Regions from separate parts of the Mus musculus genome. Here region 2 is linked to region 1. Evidence: chromatin loops called from intact Hi-C (ENCODE). Cell type or tissue: left cerebral cortex. All regions are shown on one strand. Links, peaks and the distances in the headings refer to the core of each region. The heading gives the core; the rest is flanking DNA.

What was found. Hi-C counts contacts between places; a loop is a spot of excess contacts. Peaks named below come from ENCODE experiments on the same cell type or tissue, not always from the same donor. Only the 100,000 strongest peaks of a DNase experiment are listed, where the experiment ranks them.
Region 2: a loop joins it to region 1, with 2.7 times the contacts of the local background. A loop is called at or near these places in 2 of 42 quality-filtered maps.

The regions. Positions count from the first base shown.
Region 1 is chr8:60,980,408-60,994,553 of GRCm38, reverse strand. Clcn3 (chloride channel, voltage-sensitive 3) reads left to right here and starts at 11,243. Exons shown (of 13, transcript NM_173873.1): 1 at 11,243-11,778. Nek1 (NIMA (never in mitosis gene a)-related expressed kinase 1) reads right to left here and starts at 1,361. Exons shown (of 33, transcript NM_175089.4): 1 at 791-1,361. In left cerebral cortex, for the core only: CTCF peaks have their summits at 10,553 (motif pointing left) and 11,224; DNase peaks (open chromatin) are centred at 9,812, 10,629 and 11,207; H3K4me3 peaks cover 2,199 bases; H3K27ac peaks cover 1,284 bases.
Region 2 is chr8:60,609,351-60,624,695 of GRCm38, reverse strand. It overlaps Gm34730 (a long non-coding RNA gene), which reads left to right. Exons shown (of 3, transcript XR_379010.3): 2 at 4,202-4,394; 3 at 5,662-8,282. Among named protein-coding and RNA genes, the nearest start is that of Gm34730, 15 kb to the left of the region's middle. In left cerebral cortex, for the core only: CTCF peaks have their summits at 7,369 and 7,568 (motif pointing left); a DNase peak (open chromatin) is centred at 7,557.

The DNA of each region.
Region 1 (14,146 bases), core at 6,147-14,146:
CAGATTTCTGACAGACTTTCTTTTTCAGTGTAAAAACCAGTTTCCCCACAAAATCTGTTACTCTGGTTTCACCAGAACAAGAGGCCATTTTAAATGTAGACCTCTAGATCCTAGAAACTAGAAACAAAGAACTGCTTCTTTTTCCATCTGGCTGCTGCCCATCACCTCCACTTACTGCAGCATAAGCAAAGCCCATCACCGTGAAAGCTCAGATGGACTAGGGCTTTTAAGCCTTCACAAACATTTCCGATGTGATTTATGTAGGCAGTAAAAATATTTCTGCTTCTAGGGAGATCTTACAGGGAAGAATAAAACATTGGGCAGGGTATATAACTCAGTGGCAGATCACCTGCCTAGCAAAAATGAGTTCCTGTCATCCAATCCCCAAGACCCCTTCCCAAAGTTACACTGAATTATTAAAGTGGCAAAACTTTTAATACTTTACACGTGGAAATTGTGTCAAACCATGGAAAGCTTTAGGGTAACCAGTTAACTGCTATTTTTCTCATTAAAATATACAGGCATCTAATCTAATCTATTTAAGTGACTTATCATCTACTTAGATTAGTTTATCGTCTCTTAAGAGAGCGTTATCTTTTTAGAATACCAAAGAATTGCCTTGAGCCATACACAAGTCCTCCCCATTAACAACTTAAGGAGAAGGTGCTTTAGGCGCAAACACTTAAGGCGAGTATCCATGCACTCCACAGATCTATACAGGTCTCCTCACTCCCGGTGAGTTCACCATTCTGCTTGTCTGCCTGTCACTGCTTTCCCACGCGCAACTCACCTCAATGACACGGGACCTGAGTCAGAATAACAGTGGCGACCATAAGCACCGGTCTAGTGGCGGCAGTGTCTTCCTATAGGACTTAAGGCAGAAGCACCACGATGCATTTTGGAAATGACATGCTGTAAGAGAAAGCAAGTCTGTCTACCCAGCAGCCGCTCACAGCCCAGGCTGCGACTCCTACACCGGGCACCGGTCTCTGGCTGACGCGTCAGACTTGCCACCGTCGGGTCAGGCACAGTACTCCGCGACCCGCCCTGGCTACGCGGACGAAACAAACACAGCGGTTCCTGACCCCTTGGAAACGGCGGCTGCACAGGGGGAGTTGCTGGGTACCGCCCCCAACTTCACAGGTCGAGGTGGCTTGGCCAGGCGCGGACCCGCAGCGTGTGGGACTGGGAGGCTACCTGTCGCCCAAGTCCTCCCGCCTCGTCACAGTGACTATGGATTCCGGGGTGAGGGCAACTGCACAGGCTCAAGGTAAGGACGCTGCACGTTGCCGCCCTGAAACCATAGAGCTACTGCTGAGGAGAGGGGAACGGCCCTCGCGTCACTGTCGCTGGCGTGTGACGTCAGCGCGCAGGAGCCGACTTGTGGCGCTGCAGGGGAGGAGCCGGGATCTGCGGGGGGCGGGGCCAGGCGAAGCGAACGGACTGTACGTGCGGGGCGGGGCTGGACTAAGAGTGATGGGGCGGGGCTCCGGGGAAGGGCGGGGTTACGGAATAGGAAAGCTAGTGGGACCCGGCTCTCAGCCAGCAGCTGAGCTAGCGGGGAGCGTGAAGGACCAGAGGCCGGCCTAGAGGAGAGAGAGGCTAGGGAGAGGGTGCAGTGAGTGGGGGGCCTGTGGTAGGTAAAAGCTAAAAAGGGCGGTTTGGGAGCGGAGCGTAGCAAGCCGGGGATGGGTAGGGCAGAATCGGGGACGGGGGAATGGGGCGGGGCATCGTCAAGGGGCGGGGCCATTGGAATATGTTTGGGCCAAAAGAGCTAGGAAGTACTGGGACTAGAGAAAGGACTGGGCAAGTGCATTGGTGCAAGCACCGGGGACTGGGGGCGGGGAGGTGGAGACTGGAGCAACTTCAAGAGTTAAAAACTCCAAGCACCAAAGGGAGAGCGTGAGGTACTCCAAGCTCAAAGGAGCATGTGAAAGACGGGTGTCGGTAGAATAAAGTAAAACCGGAAAGAATTAGGCTGAGTGAAGGCGGGAATTTCGCTCAGGAATCTGACTCAGACTGAAGAGAGCATATTAACAACTTTTTCCCACACGGTACACAGATAAGGTACTTTTAATTTGAGCGCTCATTACTTAACTGAGGATGCCAAATATTTACAAGTAATTTTTCTTTAAGTACAATGCCCTTTAAAAAGTTATTTTAAGGGATGGCTCAAACAGCTCATCTCTGAAGACAGAAGACCAGGGTTCTGGGACGCAAACCTTGGTCTGGTTAACTCACCTGTAACAACTTCAGGAGCATCTTCTGCAAGCACCGGGACCTGAACTTATGCACATATCCACAGTTACTTCGTGAACTTAAACGAAGCAGTTTTATCTTTAATTTTTAGAATACAAAGTTACATTACAGTGTCCTACACCTTTATGTTTACTGTATATACACTTTATACTGAAGGGACTGACGATGTACAGTAGACTAAAAATCATTCGATGCAGGAATTGAAACAGTTGAGAACAAGCCTGGTGTCATCCCGAGTAGCTCTACTCAGTGAGCTAGAGGATGGCACTCTAGAAGTCCATACTTGAGGCAGGAAGAGGATAGTGTCTTTGTATACAGCCATAGTTGCTGTCCACATTGTTCCATTCGTGTGAATGGAACACTACCGAGGCTGCATAGACCTTGCCTAAGATCTGTAGACAGTTGATTTCTCTTTTCCATCCTTTCCCCATCCCACACACCCAAATCGACTTTTCTAGGTTCAGGAGCTTATAATTCTTTCCAGCTTGGAAATGGACAGATTAAGGGCTTCTTTGCCAGATGGTGACACTGCAAGTTACCTAAGCTAGTACATTAAACAAATGTTGAGAGTCAGCTCTTGTTTGTTTGGTTTTTGTTTGTTTGTTTCTCTGTATAGTCCTGGCTGTCCTGGAAATCACTTTGTAGACCAGGCTGGCCTCGAACTCAGAAATCCGCCTGCGTCTGCCTCCAGAGTGCTGGGATTAAAGGCGTGCGCCACCACGCCCATCGTGATTCAGCTCTTCAATCTCCAGGAAACTACAAGAGACTTATTTCCCATATGTTTTTAATTCTAATCTTTAGCTCCATCCAACTCCACCTGGCAGGAATTTTTCTATGTACAACTCTAGTTCTGCCCACATAACCCTATCCAGCAAAGTGAGGGGGCATCACTGCGACCTGCTAATCTAAGCAAATACTTTTTTGCTGCTTGCGTAAAGAATGGCTACGCACTGATAAGTGGATATTAACCCAGAAACTTAGTATAGCGAGATATAAGGTACAATATGTAAAACATATGAAACTGAAGAAGAACAAAGACCAAAGTGTGGACACTTTGCTCATTCTTAGAATTGGAAACAATCACCCATGGAAGGAGTTACAGAGACAAAGTTTGGAGCTGAGACAAAAGGATGGTCCATCTAGAGACTGCGATATCCAGGGATCCATCCCATAATTAGCCTCCAAGCGATGACACCATTGCGTACACTAGCAAGCTTTTGTTGCAAGGACGGTGATATAGCTGTCCCTTGTGAGACTAGGCCGGGGCCTAGCAAACACAGAAGTGGATGCTCACAGTCAACTATTGGATGGATCACAGGGCCCCCAATGGAGGAGCTAGAGAAAGTATCCAAGGAGCTAAAGAGATCTGCAATCCTATCGGAGGAACAACATTATGAACTAACCAGTACCCCAGAGCTCTTGACTCTAGCTGCATATGTATCAAAAGATGACCTAGTCGGCCATCACTGGAAAGAGAGGCCCATTGGTCAGGCAAACGTTATATGCCCCAGTACAGGGGAATGCCAGGGCCAAAAAATGGGAATGGGTGGGTAGGGGAGTCGGGGGGGGGGGGGCTTTTGGGATAGCATTGGAAATGTAATTGAAGAAAATACGTAATAAAAAAAAGGAAAAAAAGAAGAATGGCTACTCAGTTATATCTGAAGATAATGCTTTAGGCAGTGGTCCAGCTATTGATGGGAATATAAATTGCTAGTCTTTCTAAAAGCATGTTGTCAATGTGTACACTCTTTGACTGTAGAATTTTACATCTTGAAAAATGGAGCCAAAGAGGAACATATGAAATGTACGTTTATTGTTTATAACCAGATAACTTAGAACCAATGTAATTGTCTACAAAAAACTGTTTAGATCACAATATATTTAAACAATGAAATACTCAAAAGCTAAACAGGATCTTTTTTTACTGACTGTTATTTCAACTGTTATGCTGACGTAGTTTGAGGAAAAGAAGAGACTAGAAAGGGAAATCACCAGGTTTATACGTCCCTGTACTATTTAATGTTTGATTTTTACAACACAAATATTTTTTAGTCTTAAGTATGCTAGTGGAATCTTCTTTTTAAAGAAAGTAGTTTTGGTCCTTGGAACAATCTAGTAGTCTTTAGAATACAAAAATATTTTGGGGCTGGAGAAATGGCTCAGCGGTTAAGAGCACTGACTACTCTTACAGAGGTCCTGAATTCAATTCCTAGCAACCCCATTGTGGCTCACAAGCATCTGTATGTGATCCAATCCACTCTTCTGGTGTGTCTGAAGACAGATACAGTGTACTTATAAAAATAAAATAACTAAATATTTAAAAAAAAGAGAGAAGTTGTCCTTGAAATATGATGTATCTCCAAATTCTTAAAAAATATTTCTATGTAATAAAGAATACTCATGTATGTATGCATATTAGTACTAATGTTTTAAAGTGGGTTATGATACACAAATTTCTTTATGGTATATCATACACACATAATTTAACAGTAGATCCTGAACATCTCTCTAAAAAACATCAAACTCCTGTCAATATGAGGATTCCATGGTCAGCAGATCGGGGCAGAGCCTTAACAGATAAAATGTCTGCTGTAAACAACTGTAGTTCAGATCTCTAGAACCCATGTAAAAAGATTGGATAGGCCTGTTGGTTGCCTGTACCCCAGCAGAGACAGGAGATTCATGGGTAAGCTGGCCAGAATTGGTGAAGTCTATACATACTGAGAGACCTTCCCTTGATAAAGCAGAGAGCAATTGAGTAAGATATTCAATGCCATCTTTGTGCCTCTACATGTACACATTAATGCACACCCCCTCTACATGTGCCCATAGATCCAAACACACATGCCACACACAAATACACTTGCAAAAAAATTTTGTGATATGTATGTACTAAAACCCACTTGTTTCTCACCATATTGTATTCTTAAAAATGTTTTTAATTGAAATAAAATTATACTGCTTCCTCCTTCTTTCCCTCCCACATTTGCTTCCCATGTCTCCCCTCAACTTGATGGCTTCTTTAATTATACTTGTTACATGTGTATGCACAAATATATGTAAATAAAACCTATTTGCTCCATCGTGTGTATATATGGCTTCCAGGCTGATCACTCTATATTCAACAGTCAATAAAAGGGCTCATCCCTGGGAGAGGGTAATTCTCCAGCAGTCATTAGTTAGCTGTCATTCATTGTCAAGGGATGAAACACCACTAAAACTTTCTACCCCCCTCCCCCAGCATACCCATTGATATTACCATTGCTCTAGCTGTTATATAGCCATTTCTAGGACAGATTATAAATGACTTCTTGGAATTTTGGCTCTTACAATCTTTCCCTTCTGAGGTATTTTGAATCATGGATGTAGATATATCCATTGATTTCTGCATTGTGTCCCTTTCTGGTTGTCTGTGATGGTTTCCATTTGCAGGAAAAAGAAAAAAAAAAAGAGGCTTCTTTGATGAGGGGGGTTAATACACTTTTATTTCTAAGGGATTCCTAAAAGTAGGTTTACTAAGTCAAATGTATGTATGTATGCATGCATTTCCCACTTTAATGCTGCTGTACTGTGGATACATACTGTTGGGTAACAAATTATCTTTAAACATTTGGGGCCTCTCAGTTATGTGAGCTGGCGGTCAAGGATGGTTCCGCCAAGTAGTTCTGCTCCACACAGCCTGGATTAAGATGATGCATTTAGCTTCTCAGTTAGTGCTTATGGCTCACTGGATGCTCCAGGAAGCTTCATTCATGTGGGAGATCCTTGGTGTCCTCCAGTCTCTCCACATGAATAGCTAGGATTGCTCTCAGCATTGTGATCTCAGTGATGGTTTTTCCACAGCAGCTGCCTTCAAATAAGGAAGACAGAAACTGCCAATTCTTTTAAAGGCTAGGTCTAAAACAAGTCTGGTGTCATTTGGGCCATGTATTTGGTTTAAAACAAAAAGGCATAGAGAGGCAACATTAATTAGGTGGGGGAAATCAATGTCAGTCGTATTTGGAACTTATGTTAAATATCTTGGGTTACCTTTACACAAAAAGTGCCTAAAATTAGACTCACAGTCCTGTGTAGTTCTCTTAATTTTGCCTAAGTTTTGCAATTTTGCCTTGATTGTCTTTCATATGTTGTGCTACTAGAAGTCAGTTTAGGGATGGTGTGTTGGTTCAGGGAGTAAAAGTGCTTTCTGCCAGTCATGATGACCTCAATTCAATCCCAAGGACCTATATAGTCGAAGAAGAGAACTAACCCTCACAGGTTTTCCTCGGATATTCATAGGTAATGACATATAATGTACATGTGTGCACTCACATGACAAATAAAACATAATAAATTACATAATATTATATAAGCTATTTATGAAATAAAGAAGCTAACAGTTTGCCATGATATAAACAAATGTTTCTATTGGTCTAAGACTTTTTTTAATGGTGTCTTTGGCTCCATGGAAAAATTATATTAAATACAATCAATCCTGTCTGTCTCCTCTCTTGCCATGCATATTCTCAATCTCCAGCTATGAAATAACTTCAATTTTCTTTTGCTTTAGTAGTCTTAATCCATCTGAAATTACTTTCTGTAATTACCACATGAGAACCATCTTTGTATTCTTTTTGGAGGGAAACTAGATATTCCTTTGTCTCTGACTAGAGGTATAATCTTACATATATTAAATTACCACTTATATTTGTATTTATTTCTATATTTCTTTTCGGTGTCTTCATTGGTCTCTGTCTTGGTCCATCTTCTGTTGGTGTTGTGGAATGACTATCTGACAGTGGGTAACTTTTAAGAAAAAAATTTATTTAGCTAGTCATAACCTAGAAACAGCATCATAATATGGAAAAAGAGCAGATAAAGGAGTAGGTACATGGAGAAAAAACACGAGAATTGGCCTTGCTTTAAAACATCTTGCTATGAAAATAATTCACGAGAACATAAAACCCCACATGAGGGTTTTACAACAAACACCTATTAAACACCTTCAACAACACCTATTGCCTCCAACAAACACCTATTAAAGGAAATACTACCACCAACACAGATGGCTGAGTGGGTAAAAGCACTTAACAGTGAGTGTGAGCCCTAGAACCTAAGGCAGATGTGGGGGCAGGTTCCATAACCTCAGCAACTCAGTGTGGGGCGGGAGGCAGGGTTACCACAATAGCCTGGAAGCTTTCAGGTCAGATACCCTGGAGTCCACAGTGTCACAGAAACAACAGAAAGGATACTTACTCTTAATACTGTTACACAATTCAATATCAGGGCATTATTTTGTTTTTCATTTTATTTTTAAAATTTTATTTTTATATTTTTTCTAGATAGGGTTTCCTGTGTACCTGTGATTGGCCTAGAATTCACTATATTAAGTATATGTAATCTGGCTGCCCTTAAACTTGTGGCAAGCCTCATGTCTCTGCTCCCCTAAGGTAAAGACTTAGCCCTTTCACAGGGCTGGGATCACAGGTAGACACCTTCGTGCATTATTGAAAGACTGAGCCTTTGGCTGCACAAAATATGAGAAAGGAATCCTTTCATGACTGATTTGAAAATGTGGCTGTATTATTAGGCAAGGCAGGATTTTGTAGAAAAGAATCACATGAAACGGGAAAATCCTTTGCTATTCCATGGGACTCCAAAGCTGCTCAAGATAATGGGATTTATCTTAGTGAAAAAGGCAAAGGACAAGAGTCAGATTTTACTACATCCTTGATACTGCTGCTGCCAGAAGGAAATCATAACGTAGACTTATGCTAAGATTCTCCTGATAGACATGGGTGGGTTTTTGTGATTTGCTGTTGTAGCTGATGTTATTTATTCGTGGTGCTGGACGTGGAAATCCAGGGTCTTATCTACCCTAGGCAAATGATCTACATGTTGCTTAGTTTCTTTCTTTTCTTTCCCTTCCTTCCATTCTTTCTAGACCAGGCTCCCCTCAAACTTACAGAGACCTGCTGCCTCTGTCTTTCTCCCCAGTCCTGGTATTAAAGGTGTGTGGACCTAGTTTCTTATTTCAAGGAAAGTCCATAGCAACATAAAAAGAATAATCCAGAGGAAACATATGTGCTTCCTGGTGCTCTTTTTGGCTTCTTTCTTTCTTTCTTTCTTTCTTTCTTTCTTTCTTTCTTTCTTCCTTCCTTCCTTCCTTCCTTTCTTTTTTTTTTTTTTTTTTTGCCAGATTTACAAAATACAACCTGGCATTCTCAAAGCAGGAAGCCTACTAACATGGGGAAAGTCTTAGGCCTTTCACAGGTCATAGGCACTATTTATTTATTTATTTTCCTTTGGCCCCGGTGTCAGGAAGACTAACGGACAGGTTATGGTACATTTGGTGGAAATACACTTGCACTTTGAGTTCTTTCGTTTTTTTTTTTTTTTTTTTTTTCCTAAATATTAACAGGGTTTGGTTATTATCACTGCTTAAGCTCACTTCTACCAACAATAAAATCCAACTTAAAAAGAGAAAGTGACCTTTTGCAGATAAATTACTTCTGTGTCTCTGAATACCTCCAGTATATTAGAATGTATACTAAGACATTATTCCAGGGCGGGCAGCATATTTTAGCTCCCCAAAGACAGCCTTGTCTGTTTAATCCCTAGAATCAATAAGTTAGGTTATGGGAAGACTCTGCCTTTCACTGACGGCTTTGAAGATGAGGGAGTAAATGAGCCAAGAAATTCAAATGTTTTCTAATAACTTCAACAGCACCAAGGCTGATTCCTCCCTCAGGCCTCTAGAAGAAAACAACTTAGCCAACTTTGATTTTAACCAGTGAGACTTGTGTCAGAATTCTATCCTATAGAACTCTCATATAATAAATACCTGTGCATAGCAACAGGAGAGTCACACAAACTCTCATTAAAGTTCTAAGAATTTTGATAGTCAGGCTGCTGGTTTTTGTTTGTTGTTCTTTTATTTTTTTTATAAGTCTATAAAAATTCCTTGCTGAGAATTATCTCTGCCGTAAGAATATCACTCTTAAAAGGGTTGATAAGATCCCTGTCAATGAGGACAAGGGACGAGATGATGTTGCAAGTGTTCCTGTCACAGCACTTATACTACACAGTGCCAGGGATGTCCCGACTCTTTCTTTCAACTCAGGTCTGTTAAAGAAGAGATTTTGTGTCAGCTGATTTTTTTCTGACAAGAATCTTGGAGGAATCACAAAGAAGTTGATTTCTTGGCTGTAATCTATTTTTTGATGACGCTATCACACAGAACATTATTGAATGTGGTGCTTCTGAGCCTCACACATTTAAGGAGTGTTAGAACCTAGTAGGGAAACCCCCACCCAATTCCCGATTCGGCATGCACCCAAAAAATCACGAAGGACCATCCTGATGTAATTACATGAGGACGTTTAATTACGGAGCTCCAGACCGACATGCATCCCACATAGGAGATAACAGATGTCGGCCACGAGGCTCGAAAGCTAGGGGTTTTTATGGGATAAGGGGCTTATCTTTGTTCACATAGTAACCAGTTGATGTATGACTTTACCCGGTGTCATGGGGCAGTAGACAGAGGGGAGGTTCCGGCCAGATGGTGTCGACTCAGACAAGATAGCCTTGCCTGCGCCGTCCTTGCATTTTTTCATTTTTACAGTCAAGCTGTTCTTAGGAATGTCTTAACAACAGCCCTGTCTGTTCTGCTTTGTTCTCGGCCCCAGGCCACGGGCTCATAGACAACTCTTTTACATGAATCACAAGTTACAAAATCTCATTTTCCTTCAGGAGTACTTACAGAAAGGCTTACATCTAACCTGGAAACAGTTAAAATTATTTCTCTGAAGAGAGTAAAGATTGAGAACTACTAGTGTGGTTGGATGTATGCCAGAAATTAAGTATTTTACTTCTGTCAAGCTTGAAGTAGAACACAGCACTTCTGGTATGCCACAAACTGTGCCCACCACATGTTTTAAAATAAATTATTCTCACAAATCAGTGTATAAGTGTTACCAAAAAACCAACCAACCAAACAAACAAACGAAAACAAATGTATAAGTAGACAGTTTTCTTGTCTACTTAAAGGAGTAATCTTTCACAAAAGAACTAAAACAGTTCAGAAGGAATCTGTCATCTTTATAGAAAATAGATCGATTGGCTATGACTACTGCTTTTAATAAAAAATCTAGACGCTCCCCCTGCAAAAGAATCAGGCTACATGTCAGCAGTGAGAGCTCAAGTCACACTTAATATATGTAAGACAGTAAATATACTAGGACATTAGTATTCATTAGGCGATATATAAATATACATGAGACACTCAACCAAGACATGTCTTAATTCTGCCACCCAGTGGCGACTGCCATCCTGGTCCCACAGGTCTTGTCCAGTTACAAACACTGCACCTACCTGTTCACCAGGCTCTTGGGCAAGCTCTGGCCGAGGCCAGGAATTTATTTATGCACCTCCCTGCTGAGTCACAATACAGCTCCTTGAGCAAGGGGAACAGGCTTCCTATATATTGTGACACACGACAGGAACCCAGTATGTAAGACCACGTGGAACCCTCAGCTCTTTGGAAATGCATGGTGTCTAAATTTGGACTCATCAGGATTTTCTTTGGTATTTTTTTGTTAAAGCGCATAACCTGCGACGGCGCATAAGGCTGGATGATACCGTAGTACACTCTGTACACCATTACAGGCCCTGTAGCATTAGACGCGGCTCTGGAACCCCGGGGGTCATACGCTCGCTTCCGCCTGCTTCGGCTTCTCACCGCTGAGCGGAAGCCAGGCATTGCCACGATGCCGGGGACCGCACACTTCCGAAGCGCTTTCTCCGCCGGGGAGAACGTGAGCGACGTGAGAGCAGGTGGCACCTCGGCCGCCCAGCGTGGCCTTCGAGGCTCCCCTAGGAGGTCTTCTCCCGGCCACGCCCTGGTCACGCCCATCGCTCCATTCCGACCAATAGGCGCAGAGGTGCCTCCCAGTGCGGCCGTGGAAGTGCTTGGACGGTGGGACGCCGAGCGGCCGTTCACGTCAACGCGCTGACGTCACGCGCGTGCGACGCACCTGTCGGGCTCCGACTCCTGCAGCTTCTCTTCCAGTTCAGCGGGTCAGGGCTGGTCGCGGAATCGCTCGGCTGTCACCTCGCCAGCTCGTTGCCGGTGCGCTCGGGGCGGGCCGTCCGTCCGTCTGTCCGGAGGATGAGGCTGGAGTGGGCGGAGGCGTGAGAACCGCGTTACTTTCCTCCCGAGGTGGAGCGCGACTGCTCCTGTAGTCCTTGGAGAGCGCAGTGAGCCTCCAGTCGGGGCAGAGGCGGGTTGGTTTGAGGGCCCGCTGGAGCCGGAGGATTGAACTTCACCCTGAAACCAGCCTCCGCCGGTCCCACCTGGCCGCCTTTACGTAACCTCTCCTGAAAGGCCGGTAGCAGTAAAGTCCGCCGGGGTGGCCACCCGGCAGCGGTGTCCCGGTGAAGCTCCCGGGGCGGCTGGCGCGCGATCGCAAGCAGATGCGGGGTCCACAGGCAGCGCAGCCACCAGCCGCCCAGCTTGCTATGCCTCTGAGCTGCAAGGTGAGTCGCCAGCTGTCAGCTTCACGCCTTGACGGTGGACCGCGAGGCCGGGCTCTGGCCGAGGTGCCCACCTACCTGCTGTCCAGCCCATTAAAATCTCTCCTGTTCCCTCCCGGAACCTTCGAAGGACCTATACGTAGAATTAAAAACTAGGAACCAGCACAGAATTAGTCTTGAATTTACAGTTTGCTCAAGTTTAAAAACGTTTAGGTTTTTTTATTTTATCTTATTTGGTCTTTAGACTTATGCATATCAAATCATTTTTTGTGTGGATATTTGCGTTTTGGTAGTAAACTTGTTGAAACAGAAGTTACTTTAGAGAACTTTTCGTCCTGTGTGCTTTATTTAAAGTATGGCGTTTTAAAATTAGACCACAAGGAAGTTAATTGCATATTCATCGGGTGTGTTCTAATTCTAGGCCGAGATTTCGATTTCCTTTGAAAAGGATGACTCTTTAAGACAATTGGACCAAACCTTTTAATACCTCTCCGCGTGTGCGAGTATAAAATTTAAAAAGTTCAGTTCTGCAAACTTTTTTTGAGCCGTGTATTCAGTTCCTGCACGATCACTGTGGCTTATATATAACTGATACTTTGTAGATGTACTTTTTACCCATGAAAAATTTAGATTATTTTCCTTGGGTCAGTTTTACATACCTCTGTAAATTACAAAAAAAAAAAATGGTTTTTCAGTTCGGGAGTATATACAAGAAGTCCAATGCTTATGTGGATGTTGTTGAGCAGTTTTGAGAGGTGCTGTTTCTGCTGATGTGTTGTTTGTTGTTTTTTAAATATGGCTTTAAATTTAAGTGTATGACGTATGGGTATTTTCTCACATTGAATGTTTATATGGTGTTGACAGAATTTATCACAGATACTGTTCAACCCCTGCCCCTTCCTCTCCCTTTGCTACTTACTTCAAAGCCTCTCTTTGAGTGGCAGCTCAAATTATTTTAAGAGGTCAGTATAAATAACTAAGGTCATTGCTTGGAAATAGTGCCGTCTATGTACCTTATGAAAACTTTAAAGAATTATTCTGATTCTGAATATATGGAGTTCAGAAGAACAGATTTGTTAAAGTTCTGGGCTTTTTGGTAGAAAAATGGCAAATGTCCAGGTCATGTTGGTGATAGGCTTTCTGTTTCCTGTTGTGACAAGTTGGTAATAATTTTCAGACTTCTCAGGAAGCCAGATTTGATCTCTGTGGTGGGTCATATATCAAAGCAGCATCCTGTGGGGTTTGACCACTGATTCTGCTTTGTAGAATTTCTACTTGCTTTGTAGTCAAAATTGTTAGCAGACACTTCCAAAATATATGATATAATACATGTAAATAGAATACATTCTCTCTCAATTTATTTTTCATTAATTCCATAAAGTAAATACATTGACTTTTTTCCAATTAACAAGTGTGGAAACTTGAGAAAGAGTTGAACTATCATTCCTAAGGTCTCACAGCAATAAGTGTCAGACTGAGCTCAGCAGTGTCATCCCAGAACTTTTGCTTTCAATCCTCAATGGCTACAGGGTCTTGCAAGCACTACTAGGTGACATTCTACTGAAAAGTTGGAGTGAGAGTCATGGCGCCATAGTTCCATACATTTGTAATTTGTAAAAGGAGTGCCCAATTGCAGAAACTCTTCCAAGTGTTGTTGTTAAAAAGAGCATCCAGTACTATCACCTTAGTACATTTTTATGTCTTTATGCGCACATTCATATTTGTTAATAAGCATTGTGGCTACAATTCCTTTTGATTCCTAAAGATAAGTGTGCTTGGTTAGGTGTAAAGTGAAGGAAGACCCCCCCCCCCCCCCCCACTGTCTCACTGTCAGAGATTTGCTGCAGCCGGGAGGGAACCAAGTCAATCAACCAGATCTCCCCATTCTTTCAGGAGCAGTTGAATATGTTGTCTTTTCTCAGTCTTCTATAGCAGCTTTTAAATTGGATTATTGTTTTATCTTTTTTTTCTTATCAATGAGCCTTATATTCATCTGTATGTGTGTTTTCCCTCTTAGCCTTTTAAAAATTATGCAGTGTTTAATTTTCCTTTTCCTGGATGCTTGTTTTTGTTTTAATTTGCAAACTGTAATTGTGTGTATATATTTGAGGTACAAAGTGATACTTTGATAAAAGTGTATATTGTGGAAGCATTAAGTCAACCCCACATAGATCCGTTTGTCTTTCATGTGTGTGCTAGAGATAGAAACACTTGTATTTGAGGTAGCACACAGCTCATCTGTAGCTAGGGCCGTTGCACTGTACATTAAGTAGGTCACTTGGTAACTGAAACCTCTACCCCTGACTAGACCCACTACTCCCACCCCCATTCCCAGCCTTCCATCCCTGAGAACCACTGTTGCAACTCTGCT
Region 2 (15,345 bases), core at 3,474-11,473, 370 kb after region 1:
TAGTTATGTTTTCTAAGATACCAGTTCAGGTGAAAGATTCCGTTAAACAGCTGCTAAGTTAAAATGGAAACTATGATGAGTAAGGAGAGAACACATAAACTGTAGAATCCAGGGGTTCTTGAACCTTTCTCTCCCTCCCTCCCTCCCACCATTCCCTTCCCTTCCCTCCCCGCCCCTCCCTTTTCTTTTCCTTTCCTTCCTCCCTCCCCCACCTCCCCTTCCTCCCTTCCTCCTCTCTTCCTCCCTTCCTTCCTTTAATTCTGTGTGCTATATGTATTTTTAAGAAAAACCAACTGGCTGTCCATGGAGCCCCAAAGAACCCCGCTCCCACCCCAGCACTGAAATTGCAGGCATAAGCCCAGTTTTTCACACGGGTTCTGAGGATCTGAGTTCCGGTACTCATGATTTCTACGCAAGCACTTACTGATGGAGCCATCGTCTCCCGTGTGATTCATCTCTTCCATCCCTTTCTGAGAACCCTGTTTATAGGATGCGCCTGCTGAACTGTGAGGAAACCATTTTAAGGAGACGACATTGCCAGCTTTAAAGATGCTACTGTTTCATTGTCTCCTTATCCTGATCCCTATGTTTGCCTTCAGTGTCCGGTCCTAGCTTCAGTGGAGACTCATTTCCTCTAGGAAAAGGGCATATCTAATTGTCCCCGTCTGAGGGCCATGCCCCCTGGGGTGGAAGGGGACTGGAAGCTTAAAGCACAGGCTCACGGGCACTTCTAGATGCTCAAGACTGCTTCTGGATACAGGTTTCCTAAGCACCTCAGCTGCTCCTTGGACCCTACCCACTGTCATCAGGGTTGAAGGGAAGGTAGTGGTCATTTGACCTCCCAGATCCTCCTGATGGCTTCAGAGGCAGAAGCCTGGTGCTGTGGCTTAAGGGACTCTCCCACCACCCTCTAAATGCCCTGCTTCCCTGAGCTTGTTCTGATGGTCTGCTACCTTTCTGTGCTGGAGTGCTGTTATATCTGCTCCTATCTTGGGCACTGTATAACCTCTGAGGATTTCCCAAGTGTCCTTCATAAGCCACCCAGCTTTGGAATTACATTCCTTTCTGGAACTGCCCATTCTGTTCAGCAGTACATTTAAGAGTAGCCCAGGGTAGGGCTCTGGAAGAACAGCAAGCATGGATTTGTCGAGGGAATGTTTACCTTCACTTCATGGTCCTGTGCAAGGAGAACACCTCTTGAAATGGCAGTATCTTTACCATATAGAAACACAATGATTGTGGAGAGAATATTTTTCTCATATAACACTAATTGTTAGAGTGGCAATAGGATGACTGTGGGTCGCTGCTGGATTAGCCATGATAGGTAAGCTCCTGTATGGTTCTCTCTTGATGCCATTACATGAAATTTGCCATATAATTCATGAGGCTTTAGAATGGACCAGATGCAATATGTTGGATGAGTGAAACTGGAATTGGGAGTAAGTAGGAAAATCAAACCTGATGCATATCTTTTAATCTATTATAAAATATATATGTCATGTTTGTCTAATGATTTAGGTATGCTGCATAATTTATAGTGACAGTTCATTTAAAAAAGAACCAGGGTATCTTTTCTGAAAGCCATAAAGCTAATTAGAGAGTGACTTTCATCCCATGATTTAATTATGGCAGGAGAGCTAGAAGATTAATAAAAATATTAAGTACAATAAATGCAATTTCAATGACTGAATTACAAGGAAAAATATCAGCAATCATAAAATAAAATGAAATTTACATTTTTAAACAGTCTGCAGTATTTTGTTAAACATCGTTACATAATTTTATTTTTTTGATACAACATTGAAATTGTTTTACTGTGTAAACCACATTTAGTGTGTATTGTTTGTCTTCACCAATTAGAATTAAAACCCCTTGAAACAGAGGTAACATCTGTTTGTACAGCCTTGGCAACCAGGTTGGATCCTGCATCTAAGATAGCTTTCTAAGTGTCTGTTAATGAGAATATTAATTTGTTATTGATTTATGTAGCTTTCTGATAAAATGGTCTATGTTGGGATATTTAGCATGTGAAAGAAAGCCAATGACTTCATTTTGAATACTCATTTGAAAAAAGAGACTACGATTATTTGGTTATTAGCAATCGAGTGTTTGGGGAGAGATTTCTGAGGCAGAAATAGGTACCATAGTTAGTAGTGGAAGATTCCTTAAGCTGACCACAACATTTATCATACCATTTATACATATGTTTCAAATACTAGTTTGAGGGCCTGGGTACCAGAGTTTTTCCAGAGAGATCTCTGGCCAGGCCTGGTACACAGGTTCTGGTGAATGCAGGCAAGGAGGGGAAGTTACTTCCCCACTTTTGCTGCTCCAGTTGGCTCCACCTCCATCTCTGCCGTGCCATAATTCTGTCCGCCGGTCCTGCACTGAATCAGGTCGGGGTGGGCCAAGGAGAAGCCAACTAGCCTGTGAGAAGTGCAGCAAGGCCTCCAGCGGCGCTTCGGGATAGCAGATCTCTTCCCAAGTGTTTCAGCTCTTAGGACAAAGACTCAGACTACCGAGTAGTTGTCGCACACCTTTATTCCCTTGGATAAGACTTGGTGGCACACGCCTTTAATCCCAGCACTTGGGAGGCAGAGGCAGGCGGATTTCTGAGTTCGAGGCCAGCCTGGTCTACAAAGTGAGTTCCAGGACAGTCGGCTATACAGAGAAACCAAACCAAACCAAACCAACCAACCAACCAACCAACCAACCAACCAACCAACCAAAAAAGACCTATATACAGTCTTGGGGATGATTCAGGGTTTGAAAGCAGGTATTTCTAATTGGTTTGGACTGAGCGTTTGGGGAAACTTTATTTGCATGTGAGAGGGCTTAGTGCTGCTACTTTGTGATTGATGCCTTATACCTCTCTGCAGGGGGGCTGTGGGAGGCTTCAGCTAAGTGCCAGGGGCGTGGCCAAAGTCCTGCAGTCCCATGCAGGTGAAAATCTCCACCCACCAAGGCTGGGGGCGTGGGGGAGGGTTCAAGGCCTATGCTTGACTGAAGACCAGGCTGTCTGTGCGCAGCCCATTGTCCCACACTAGTTTCTGTTTGTTGTTTTTGTTTTGAGACAATGTCTTGTATCACAGGTTGGTTACAATGTCTTGCTAGCACAAGCTGGTCATGAACTCTGTACTGGCTGGTTTTGTGTGTCAACTTGACACAAGCTGTAGTTATCACAGAGAAAGGAGTTTCAGTCGGGGAAGTGCTTCCATGAGATCCAGCTATGGGGCATTTTCTTAATTAGTGATCAAGGGGGAAGGGCCCCTTGTGGGTGGGACCATCTCTGGGATGGTAGTCTTGAGTTCTATAAGAGAGCAGGCTGAGCAAGCCAGGGGAAGCAAGCCAGTAAAGAACATCCCTCCATGGCCTCTACATCAGCTCCTGCTTCCTGACCTGCTTGAGTTCCAGTCCTGATTTCCTTTGGTGATCAACAGCAATGTGGAAGTGTAAGCTGAATAAACCCTTTCCTCCCCAACTTGCTTCTTGGTCATGATGTTTGTGCAGGAATAGAAACCCTAACTAAGACAAACTCCATTATTTTTCCTCAGCTCCAAAGAAAGTTAGAGGTGTATATTCCCACACCTTGCTTCATATTCTAATTCTTATGCACAAAATGCCCCGAACGGCAGGAGTGAAAGAACTGTCCAGTCAGGGAAGCGCTCATATCTGGTTTAATTTTGATTTTGATTTTTTTTTTTTATTATTTTGAGACAGGGATATAGCTCAAGTTGTCCTCCAACTCGCTAAGTAGACAAAGGTCAACTTGAACTTCTGATCTTCCTGCCTCTACCTCCTGAGTATTGGGATTATAAGCAGGTACCACCCTGTTCCTTTGGGGTGGGGGGCCTAGGGCTGATGATTGACCTCAGCCTTTGTGCCAGCATCCTATGAAATGAGCTTCTTCACCAGCCCCACTCGGTTGTTTGCTGCTTTGAAGCTGTCTATCAAATTCCCAGGAGAATGGAAGCTGAGAAGTGACAGCATAGTGTTCCCCCTTCCATAGAATTTACTCCTTTGTGTCTCAATAACAAGCTTTTATCCTTTTAAAGGTTTCTGTCTTAGGGGAGTAAGCATCGTAAGACATATCTTATGTAGAGAAGGCTCAGGTGCTAAATCAAGAGAGTCTATTAACCCTTAGACAGCTCCCTGTGATATGAAAGGAAAGATCTTTTCTAATTGAATTTGATTGTTTCAGAGCTGTCCTAGATCTTCCTGCCATGTGGAAGTGAGCTTGCTCGTCGAGATTTTGGTGGACTGAAACTGTAGCTCGGTGGTAGAGTGCTTGCCTATCGTGGACAAAAGTCCCGAGTTCCAGCGTCGAAGAAAACCACGCCAAAGCCTTGCTGCTGGAACTCTTGCTCTGGTGGTTATTTTCCTCAGATCATAAGGTGCACATGATGTGCCGCACACATCATTTATGTTTAAAATCCAGTTTCATTTTTAACTCCAGGCCTTAGGAAGAATCTGCTCCACCATTCTAAGGTTTTCAAAGGAGAGATTTTATAGGGTAGACCCCACTAGTTCACTGTTTCGCCATTATAAGCAAAACCATGCAAATCCTGAGGGTCAGTTTAAAGTCGATTATGTGTCTTGAGGTTTATCATTGATAGTGTTTTGGGGACTGGAGAGACGCCATAGTCTATAAAGTGTCTGACCTGAAAGTATGAGGATCCCAGTACAGACTCCCTATACTTGGGTAAAGTCTGGGCCTAGCAGCACACAAGTCTAGCACTAGGTTGGAGAAGGCTATCTATAAACCTAAAACTGGGGTGTTTGTGGAGATAGGTGGTCAGTTAGCGTAGATGAATCAATGAAAACTCATTCAAGAAGACAGTTATCATCATGTCTGGCTGCTATAGGCACTCACACATGCATGTGCATCTTGAACACATGCACAGGTGGGTACACACACACACATCTTTGTACAAAAGTGCAGTGTTTTCACTCTATAGTTAGAGCTGCATGGTACTTGCCCAAGCCTTTCTTTTGATAATATCTTTACTAGCTTAAGTACCAGGACCTCCTCGTTAATGCTGGTAAAGAATCCAGATGCCAAGGCTCGTGAGAAATTCATTGTGAGAAAACTTGATTCCTTAGATGCCAAGAAAGCAGAATTGAATTTAGCTTCCAATAATGACTATGAAGGTTTAACTCAGCAAAAGGATGCATTCCTGCTCATTCTGCAGAGGTCTTAGTCTCAGATTGGTTATTCTGAGGTCACATGGACACTTTGCACTTACCATACTACTGAATGCAGACTGAATAATGAACTGCTTGGATTCTGTGGACATCATGGATCTTTGTACTTCTGTCATATGATCAGGGTTATTAAGCTGGACAATTTTTCTTTGATTATTTGCTCCATGGAAAGGGTAATATGGCTGGCCAGGCAATAGTTTGGTTTTGAAAGCCCAGCCTGCTAGCAACATGGATAAAGCACACATTGCCATGTAGTATCTGAATAGATTTTATAGTGCTATAAAAGACGATGATCTGTCCCTTTCAGAGTACACATTTCACAATTAACATGGTGGGCAGGATTTTACTGCCTGGCACCCCAATCATCTCATGAAAGTGGAGATGCTAATTAAATAAGTAAAGCAAATGAGCACGGAGAAGGTACACCTTGTTGTTGTTTCTTCATTTAATTTCCAGAATCAGCGAAGTCTTCACACTGAAGAAGGAAAGTTCCAAGTTCAAGGACCAAGATTAGGATCATTCTGGAACACCTTTTTGGGTTGGCATTCAGAACTGAAAGTTTAGCTCTGTTGCACAAAGGGTACAGTGCCAGGTGATGCACTCTTTGACCAAGAAGGATAAAATGGACTAAAGAAAAGGGGCCACCTACCCATCTCAAAACTATTAACCCAGAATTGTTCCTGTCAAAAGGAAATGCAGGGACAAAGAGTGGAGCAGAGACCGAAAGAAAGGCCATCCAGAGACTGCCCCACCTGGAGATCCATCCCATATACAGACACCAAACCCAGACACTATTGCTGATGCCAAGAAGTGCTTACTGACAGGAGCCTGATATGGATGCCTCCTGGGAGGCTCTGCCAGAACCTGACCAATACAGATGCAGATGCTTGCAGCCAACCATCAGATTGAGCATGGGGAGCCCAATGGAAGAGTTAGGGGAAGGCCTGAAGGAGCTGAAGGAGTTTGCAACCCCACAGGAAGAACAATATCAACCAACCAGACCCTGACCCTCCCAGAGCTCCCAGAGACTAAACCACCAACCAAAGAGTACACATGGAGGGGGAAGGAGGGGCAAGGAGGGGGAAGTGGGTTTAAGGAGGGGAAACTGGGAAGTGGGATTACATTTGAAAAGTAAATAAATAAAATAACCAATTTAAAAAAAAAAAAGAAAGAAAGAAAGGAAGAAAGAAAAGAAGAGCCAATAGGACAGCCCAAAGTGCAGCGATGCTACCAGTAAGCCCATGATTTATAGCTGTGCTGTTCCTGCAGTAATGCCCTGTGAGCATCCCTGAGGCCAAAAATTCAGATGGAATCCTCCTCAGAGCCCACTGCCTAAGTTTTCACTGATCTTTACCATCAGTCACACTTAATATTAAATTGCCAAAGAAGATTTGCCCAGAATCTTTGACTTTCTACAACTTCCTCATAAAATACTTTTTTTTTTTTTCCTTCAAGCTGCTCTTCTAATTGATGTGTGAACACCTACGTCAGATTTCAGTGCATTTGTGAAGACAGAGGCACTGGGGGCACTTGGCGCATTTACAGTCAGTGCATCTGGGGACAAAGGCAGCATATCCTGTCTAACAGAGCACCAAACATCAGAGTATGATGTAATCCTAACTCGTGCTGCAATCTTGATTCCATGTAAGATCAGATTCCAAGAGTGGGAATTGGGATTTTCTTTTATAGGAATGTGGGGGACACAGTTCACCTTCTGAAAGTGTGGTTTCCTTGAAGAAAAATTAGCTTCCTGTAAGAGACCCAGCAAATATTTTGAGAGTAAATACTCATTTGCTATGACTGCCAAGTAGAATTTGCCATTTTAACTTTGAACAATATGCTGATGGACCTTGAAGTGTTAAGTGTATGTTGGCCTTCCTAAGAAGCACACACACACACATACACACACACACACACACACACACACACACACACGCTTCTCTAGAATAAAAAATAGTCTTAAAAAACATAAAAACACCACTTCAAGACTACGCAATATTCTGCCAGTCTCACATAAGAAGACAGATTATATTAAGTGTGTCAGTTGTAAAAAAAAAATCAATATTTAAACTGATTCTGTTTTCTACCATTCCTTAGAATTGTTTCAACCTTGTATCTTCATCTAGTATGCAGCAGGACACCCTGTTGATGGAATCAAATAATGCTTGTATACAGTGACTTGTATTTTTGAAGTTAATTGAATGGACATGTCTAGTTGGCATTGTTCATAAAATTTCAGGCTTATAGTACGATTTAATCATATTGGATGCATAGTTCTTTCTAAAACTTGAAATTTTCTTAATATCAGATTTCCCAAATTCCCACTGATCTTTTCTGCAAGACTGCCACCTGCTGGCAAAAGGTTTGTTACTTTACATAGAAAACAATTGCACAGTTTACTCAGTGTACAAGGGGATGCATTACAACTTGAAACATGTACCTAGGCTTTGGGGTTTCCTAGGTTGGTGTAAATGACCGAAACATAGATGTCCCCAAAGCCCTCACCCTACAAGGTTTTATGTGTATTCTTTCCAGTTGGCTGTTAATAGCAAGCCATGAATACATGTGTCTGAGTCTTGGGAAGACGGGCCAACTGTGGCTCAGGCTCATTCCTTTTGAATGATTGTGAAATGACTATGACTGTGGGCGAGGGGTCTCTAAGCATTGTTAAAATGTATGCATCTCTGAAGTCCTTTTGTAACTACAATTTTTCTAATGTATTGGGAATGCAGCTTTGTGCTCTGCCAGGACTGCCACCTTACTCCCCTGGCTGGCAGCAGCAGCCCCAGGACTACCCCTCACTAAGGACTTCCTCAGATCTTCATAAAGTGACACAATTTTACACTGTGATGACAGGAACTGCTTACATGTGAGCTTGCAAGTCTGCTTTAAACAATCTCCTATTTCCTTGTCTGTAGCAGGGTTAACGATTCTGTTGTAACAGGGCTAACATTTTCTAGTTGTCTTGAAGTTTAAATTAGATTTCAATATATACATGAAAACTGTTAACTTTGTTATTGGTATCTCAGGGTCAGATATGGCACCACTATCACCAGTAATTAAAAGACTGATCAAGATATGACAATGGCCTCCTCTTTTATCTACAGTGATAAATCCATGTTTACTCCCCTCCCTGACTTGAAAGTCAGGTAGATAGAATTTGAAGTTTCTTGACCCTGTATATCACTAGGATCATGATAGAGATGCCTCCTAGAGTCATCAGTATGTTTAGAGCTCCTTTAGGTTTGTTAGTGTGCTCCCTAGTCTTTGTTCATTAAGCCTAACTATGTATTTGTTAGAAAGAAAGGTGAATGATGAAGACAGTTGCATGAGCAAGAGCAAGAGCAAGAGCAAGAGCAAGAGCAAGAGCAAGAGCAAGAGCAAGAGCAAGAGCAAGAGCAAGAGCAAGAGCAAGAGCAAGAGCGGCCATTAGTTCAAGGACATGAATTTACTCTACTTAGCTTCTGTGAGAGGTGCCAGAATCCATGATCAGGAAAAAGAACCCCCTTAAGAAAGACAATTCTCTTCTACGCTAATTCCCCCAATGAGGTAACATTTTAGGTGCTATATCATATCATGACTGGATTTTTGCAGATTTTTGTTTTGTTTTGTTTTCCACTCTTGCTCGTCTCAGCTTCAAGGGCCTGAGGTTTCCCTTATTTGCCCGTATCCCTAAGAGACTTGAGTAATAGAGCTGCTGGCTGGGTCTCTGGCTACACAGAACAAACAGTGCCCATGTGTGAATTGAATTAGGTGTTCAGGATGAATGTTCATCATTTTAAAAGCAGTGTTGATCAAATCCTAGTTTCCTGGAAAGCATCCCATAAACACTTGTTTCAGTCATTGGCAAAGATTCCCAAGTTGTCAGGGTGACGTTTAACTACAGCATGATCAGTGTTTAGATTTGGAGGCATTAGACAGGGCGCACACAATTTGATACTTGTTGGGACACTTGTGCTGGGAGTGGAAGCTGGCACTCCAGCACTGCAATCTGTGCTGCCTCCTTCTGAGACCTACATCCTTGGAACTCCAGCATCAACCTCAGGTCAGGGCAGGTAGGGCATGAAGTACTTAGGAAGGAATGCTTATAATAACCTTGGGTTTGTGTTTGTCATAAAAGGACTGTGAGTTCAATTCAATTAATGAGTAAAATGATACAGAGACTAAAAGATGTTGGTACCCGTGACTCAGAAATACAACCTGGTTCGTGGACACCATCAGATGTTTTTCTTTGAATATTACTGTGAACAGTTCTCTTCTCTCTGTTTTATGTAAACCCACTGTAGTCAACTTTTCTTTCTGTTTTTTTTTTTAAGTGCTTTTGAGAGACCACACTTTTGGGGTTCAGACTCTATCTTAGAAAACCTGACCTAAGTTTAAAATCAAGTAAACTAACAGGCTGGTACCTGGCTTCAGTTTTCAACTCATCCCCCAACAAAACCTGAGCCTAGATTCAGTTTCCATGCTGTTCTCCCTCAGCAAATCCAGCATCTAGCACCAGTTTCCAGGTTATTCTACAGCAAATCTGCACCTCCAAGTTACAAGCCCACCCCTGCCTAACAACCACCCGTAAGGAGGAAAGCAGAAGTTAAGTTTATGGTTTGGCTCCCAGCACCAGCCAATTGTGCTAAAGGCCACAGTAGCCCCCCAAGTAGATGCTTGCTAGGCTAGAAACACTCACCCCATGCTTGTCATTTCCTATAAAACCTTGTCCCAATGAGTGTTTGGGGCTTTTTCCCACCAGAACAGTCCTATGGGTCAGAGGTGAATTAAATCCGAGCTTGAGCTTATGAATAAAGACCCTGGTGTGATTGCACTGGATCGGCTCCTGATTGGTCCTTCAGGGTTCACAAACACTTCCTTATACTACATTTTGGTGTGTTGGTGGGAAAATTCCCCTTGACCTTCAGGACTACTAATCTAGAGTGTCTTGATGTTGGCAAATTCAGTCTAGGCCTGTCTATATGTGTGTTTGTAGTTCTATGATAAACTTCCTGTTTCCTGTCTGCCTGTATGATAAATCTGTCCATGTTAAGAGCTTCTTTTATTCTCTCTTCCTCGGGATCAGGTATGGGAGGAGATGGGGATGATGTACAGAAAAGTCAGGAATTTGAATAGAGGAGGTGTGTAGCAATGGGGGATGGGGAATTGGGAGTAATCACTAACAAGTCCCAGATGCCAGGAAAGCAAGAGACTCCCAGGACCCAACAGGGATGAGATTAGCTGAAATGCACAACAAAGGGGAGGGACTACCTGTAGAGACCATACCCAGAGGTTAGTCAAGGACCCTGGTTGGGGGATGGGACCACCCACTCATCTCCAAAATTTTAATCCATAATGGCTTCTGTCTAAAGGAAATACAGGGAAAAATTATAGAGCAGAGACTGAAGGAAAGGCCACCCAGAGATTGATTGCTCCACCTGGGTATCCATTCCATAGACAGACACCAAACTCAGACACTATTGTGGATGCTAAGAAGTGTTTGCTGAAAGGAGACTTTTATAGCTGTCTCCTGAGAGGCTCTGCCAGAGCCTGACAAATACAGAGGTGTATGCTCACAGCCAACCATTGGACTGAGCAAAGGGACCCCAATGGGGGAGTTAGGGGAAGGACTGAAAGAGCTGAAGGGGTTTGCAACCCCATAGGAAGAACAACAATATCAACTAACCAGACCCAGCAGAGCTCCCAGGGACTAAACCACCGACCAAAGAGTACATATTGAGGGAGTCATGGTTCCAGCCGCATATGTAGCAGAGGATGGCATTGTCTGGCATCAGTAGGAGGAGAGGCCCTTGATCCTGTGAAGGCTTGATTCCCTAATGTAGGGGAAATGCCAGGGTGGTGAGGTGGGAGGGGGTGGGTCTAAGGGGGAGCACCCTCATAGAAGCAGGTGGAAAAAGGATGGGATAGGGAAACCAGAAAAAGGGATAACATTTGAAATGTAAATAAAGAAAATATCCAATAAAAAAGGTTTGTTTGTTTGTTTGTTTGTGTTTTGAGCTTCCTGTTTGTCCACATGTTAAATCTGTCCATGTAGTCTGCTTAGTGAAACAGCTTGGTTCCACACAGTGCCTGGTCTATGCTGTTCTTTGTTGGTAAACTCTGAGTGGTGCCACATCTGTAATCTGTTCAGAAAAAAAGGCCTTGAATCTGTATCCAGGGATCGGATTTGGTTAAGATAAATGTATCAGGGGACCAACCGTGGCCATGAGGGACATGGAGATGTTCTGAACCCCGATCTGGGGTGGGTGCGAGCTCAGAAAGACAAGGGTGTCACACCAATCTGACTACCTTTGTCTCTTCCTGACAAGGAGCAAGGGGTGAGTTTCTTTTTTGTGTTTGAGTGCCATTTTCTTGTTTCTCGCTTCTGTATGATAGGGAGAAAAGGTCAAACTTGTGTTTTTGTGTGCTACGTGACAGAGAAGAAGGGATGAGTTTCTTTTTTGTGTGTATGAGTGCCATTTTCCAGTTGTTTCTCATTTCTGCCTGATAGAGAGGAAAAGTCAAATTTGTGATTTTGTGTATTATACTTGGGTTTCTCATTATGAGGTAACTTTGACGGACTTATCAACATGGAACAGGCATCTTCAACCCCATTAGAATTGCTCCTTAGTAATTTTAAGGATGTTAGAAATAGGAGGGAGAATCTCTCAGTCATTATTAAGAAAGATAAGTTGACCACATTCTGTAGGTCAGAATGGCCCACTTTTAACATTGACTGACCCCCCAGAAGAATCTTTTGACCTGAGATTGTGCCAAGGGATCAAGAAAGTCATTTTCAAACTAAAATTTGGCCAACTGGACCAAATACCTTATGTGATGGTTTGGTAAAACCTCCTAGAGGACCCACCATCTTGGCTTAACTCTTTTTTCACCAGACAATAGGCGGAAGATCTTGCCTTGGCTACTAAAAAGCCCAAGGATACAAAGGATGCCAGACCATTCATCTCCTTTCTGCACCATTCTTCTATTCTGTCCTCCAATGGAGAACAGAAAAGGATGCTATCTTTCCACCCATACCTTATTCAACCCCTCAGGCAGGAAAGAAGCCACCACAGGCATCCCGATAGCAGGCAGGGAATGGGAGACTTGATGTAGGGACACAAAGTCGATGTGGACTGCCTTCTGAGCCAGAGTCCATCTTCCTGCCCTTGCGGGTAGCTGGACCAGTTGATCACCAAGGGAACCAACCGTATCACTATTGGCCTTTTGCCACTACTGACTTTTATTGACTTTTGCAAATTCCCTATATCACAGAAGAGAGGGAGAAAATCTAGGCAGAGGTTCTTAGATGTACAGGGGAGTCCTCCCCCCCAAACAACCTAGCAGCTATTTATGCTTGCTTCCCCCTAACTCAATCAGATGGGTAATGTAACACTGTTGAAGGTAAGAGGAGGCTCTTGGTTTACTGTGAGGCTCTGCTAGAAGGTCTCAAAGTGGCTGAAAAACAGCCAACTAATCTGGCCAAAGCATGACATTAGGCAAGGAGGGAGGTTAGGAGAAGAGTCTGAGGGACTTAGTGGTAGGGATAGTGGCAGAAGAGTAGCAGATCAGAGGACAGAGGCAACAGACTTAAGACCTGGCAAAGATCCAGATGGCAGCCAGAGCCAAACCAGAAGACCACAGGAGATGCCTAAACCAGATGGCTTCTGAAGAAAGAGGTAAGGGGGGGGGGGACTAAGGATGGAGAGTGCCCCCACTTAAGAAAGAACCAATGTACTTATTGGAAAGAGGAAGGACACTGGACTAGGGAATTCCCCTCTCAAAGAAGAAGCCCATTGAAACCTTAGCATTAGAAAATAAAGAATAGGGGGCATGGGGTTTAGATGCCCTCCCCAAGCTCAAAGTAACCCTAAAAGTGGAGGGGAAACCCACTAGCTTCCTTGTTGATAATATAACTCAACATTCTGTCATGCTGAAACCTGAAGATAAAGTCCCCTCAACAGTTTATAAATTACCTCCTGGTGACAGCAGAAATAAAACAAAAAATGTCTAAAAGACACACAGGACCCCTTGGAAGCTCAGAGAAATTTAGATTATCAAGCCTCTATTAAAAAGGTCCTACTCTGGCCAGAGCACGTGAGGGAGCCATCTTGGTTCCTGGATCCCTCAGAGACTAGTCTGCACAAGTGAGAGTGTGGACTACAGAAGCTACACAGCTTCTGGAACAGGCAGAAGGGACATAGCTTCTGGGACAGATCCATTTCAGGTTCCAGACATCCGGGCACCTTCCCTGCCAGAGAAGAGGTGTCCACCCCGCCCGAGAGGGCTTTGCTGGAGCGCCTGGGGGAGCCATCTCTGGTCCTGGATCACTCAGAGACTAGTCTGCACAGGTGAGAGTGCAGACTACAGAAGCTACACAGCTTCTGGGACAGTCCCTGTTTCGAGCCTTCATCTTCTGCCAGGAGACAGGTCCAAATGCCAGATATCTGTGCACCGTCCCTGTAAGAGGAGAGCTTGCCTGCAGAGAATACTCTGACCACTGAAACTCAGAAGAGATCTAGTCTCCCAGGTCTGCTGATAGAGGCTAACAGAATCACAGGAGGAACAAGCTCCAACCAGAGACAACTATAACAACTAACTCCAGAGATTACCAGATGGCGAAAGGCAAATGTAAGAATCTTACTAACAGAAACCAAGACCACTCATCATCATCAGAACCCAGCACTCCCATCTCAGCCAGTCCTGGATACCCCAACACACCCGAAAAGCTAGACCCGGATTTAAAAGCATATCTCATGATGATGGTAGAGGACATCAAGAAGGACTTTAATAACTCACTTAAAGAAATACAGGAGAACACTGCAAAACAGGTAGAAGTCCTTAAAGAAAAACAGGAAAACACATCCAAACAGGTGATGGAATTGAACAAAATAATACAAGACCTAAAAAGGGAAGTAGAAACAATAAAGAAAACCCAAAATGAGGCAGCACTAGAGATAGAAACCCTAGGAAAGAAATGTGGAACCACAGATGTGAGCATCAGCAAGAGACTACAAGAGATGGAAGAGAGAATCTCAGGTGCAGAAGATTCCATAGAAAACATGGGCACAACAATCAAAGAAAATGGAAAATGCAAAAAGATACTAAGTCAAAACATCCAGGAAATCCAGGACACAAGGAGAAGACCAAACCTATGGATAATAGGAGTAGATGAGAATGATGATTTTCAACATATAGGACCAGCAAATTTCTTCAACAAAATTATAGAAGAAAACTTTCCAAACCTAAAAAAAAGAGTTGCCCATGAACATACAAGAAGCCTACAGAACTCCAAATAGAATGGAGCAGAAAAGAAATTCCTCCTGACACATAATAATCAGAACAACAAATGCACTAAATAAAGATATAATATTAAAAGCAGTAAGGGAAAGAGGTCAAGTAACATATAAAGGCAGGCCTATTAGAATTACACCAAAATTTTCACCAGAGTCTATGAAAGCCAAAACATCCTGGACAGATGTTATACAGACACTAAGAGAACACAAATGCCAGCCCAGGCTACTATATCCAGTTAAACTTTCAATTACCATAGATGGAAAACCAAAGTATTCCATGACAAAACCAAATTCACACAATATCTTTCCACAAATATAGCCCTTCAAAGGATAATAACAGAAAAAAAAAAAAAAACCTAATACAAGGATGGAAACTACGCCCTAGAAAAAGCAAGAAAGTAATCCTTCAACAAACCTAAAAAAAGATAGCCACAAGAACAGAATGCCAACTCTAACAACAAAAATAATAGGAAGCAACAATTAATTTTCCTTAATATATCTTAATATCAATGGAATCAATTCCACAATAAAAAGAGATAGACTAACAGACTGGCTACACAAATAGGACCTAACATTCTGCTGCTTACAGGAAACCCATCTCAGGGAAAAAGACAGACACTACCTCAGAGTGAAAGGCTGGAAAACAATTTTCCAAGCAAATGGTCTGAAGAAACAAGCTGGAGTAGCCATTCTAATATAGAATAAAATCGACTTCCAACCCAAAGTTATCAAAAAAGACAAGGAGGGACACTTCATACTCATCAAAGTTAAAATCTCCCAAGAGGAACTCTGAATTCTGAATATCTATGCTCCAAATGCATGGGAAGCCACATTCATTAAAGAAACTTTAGTAAAGCTCAAA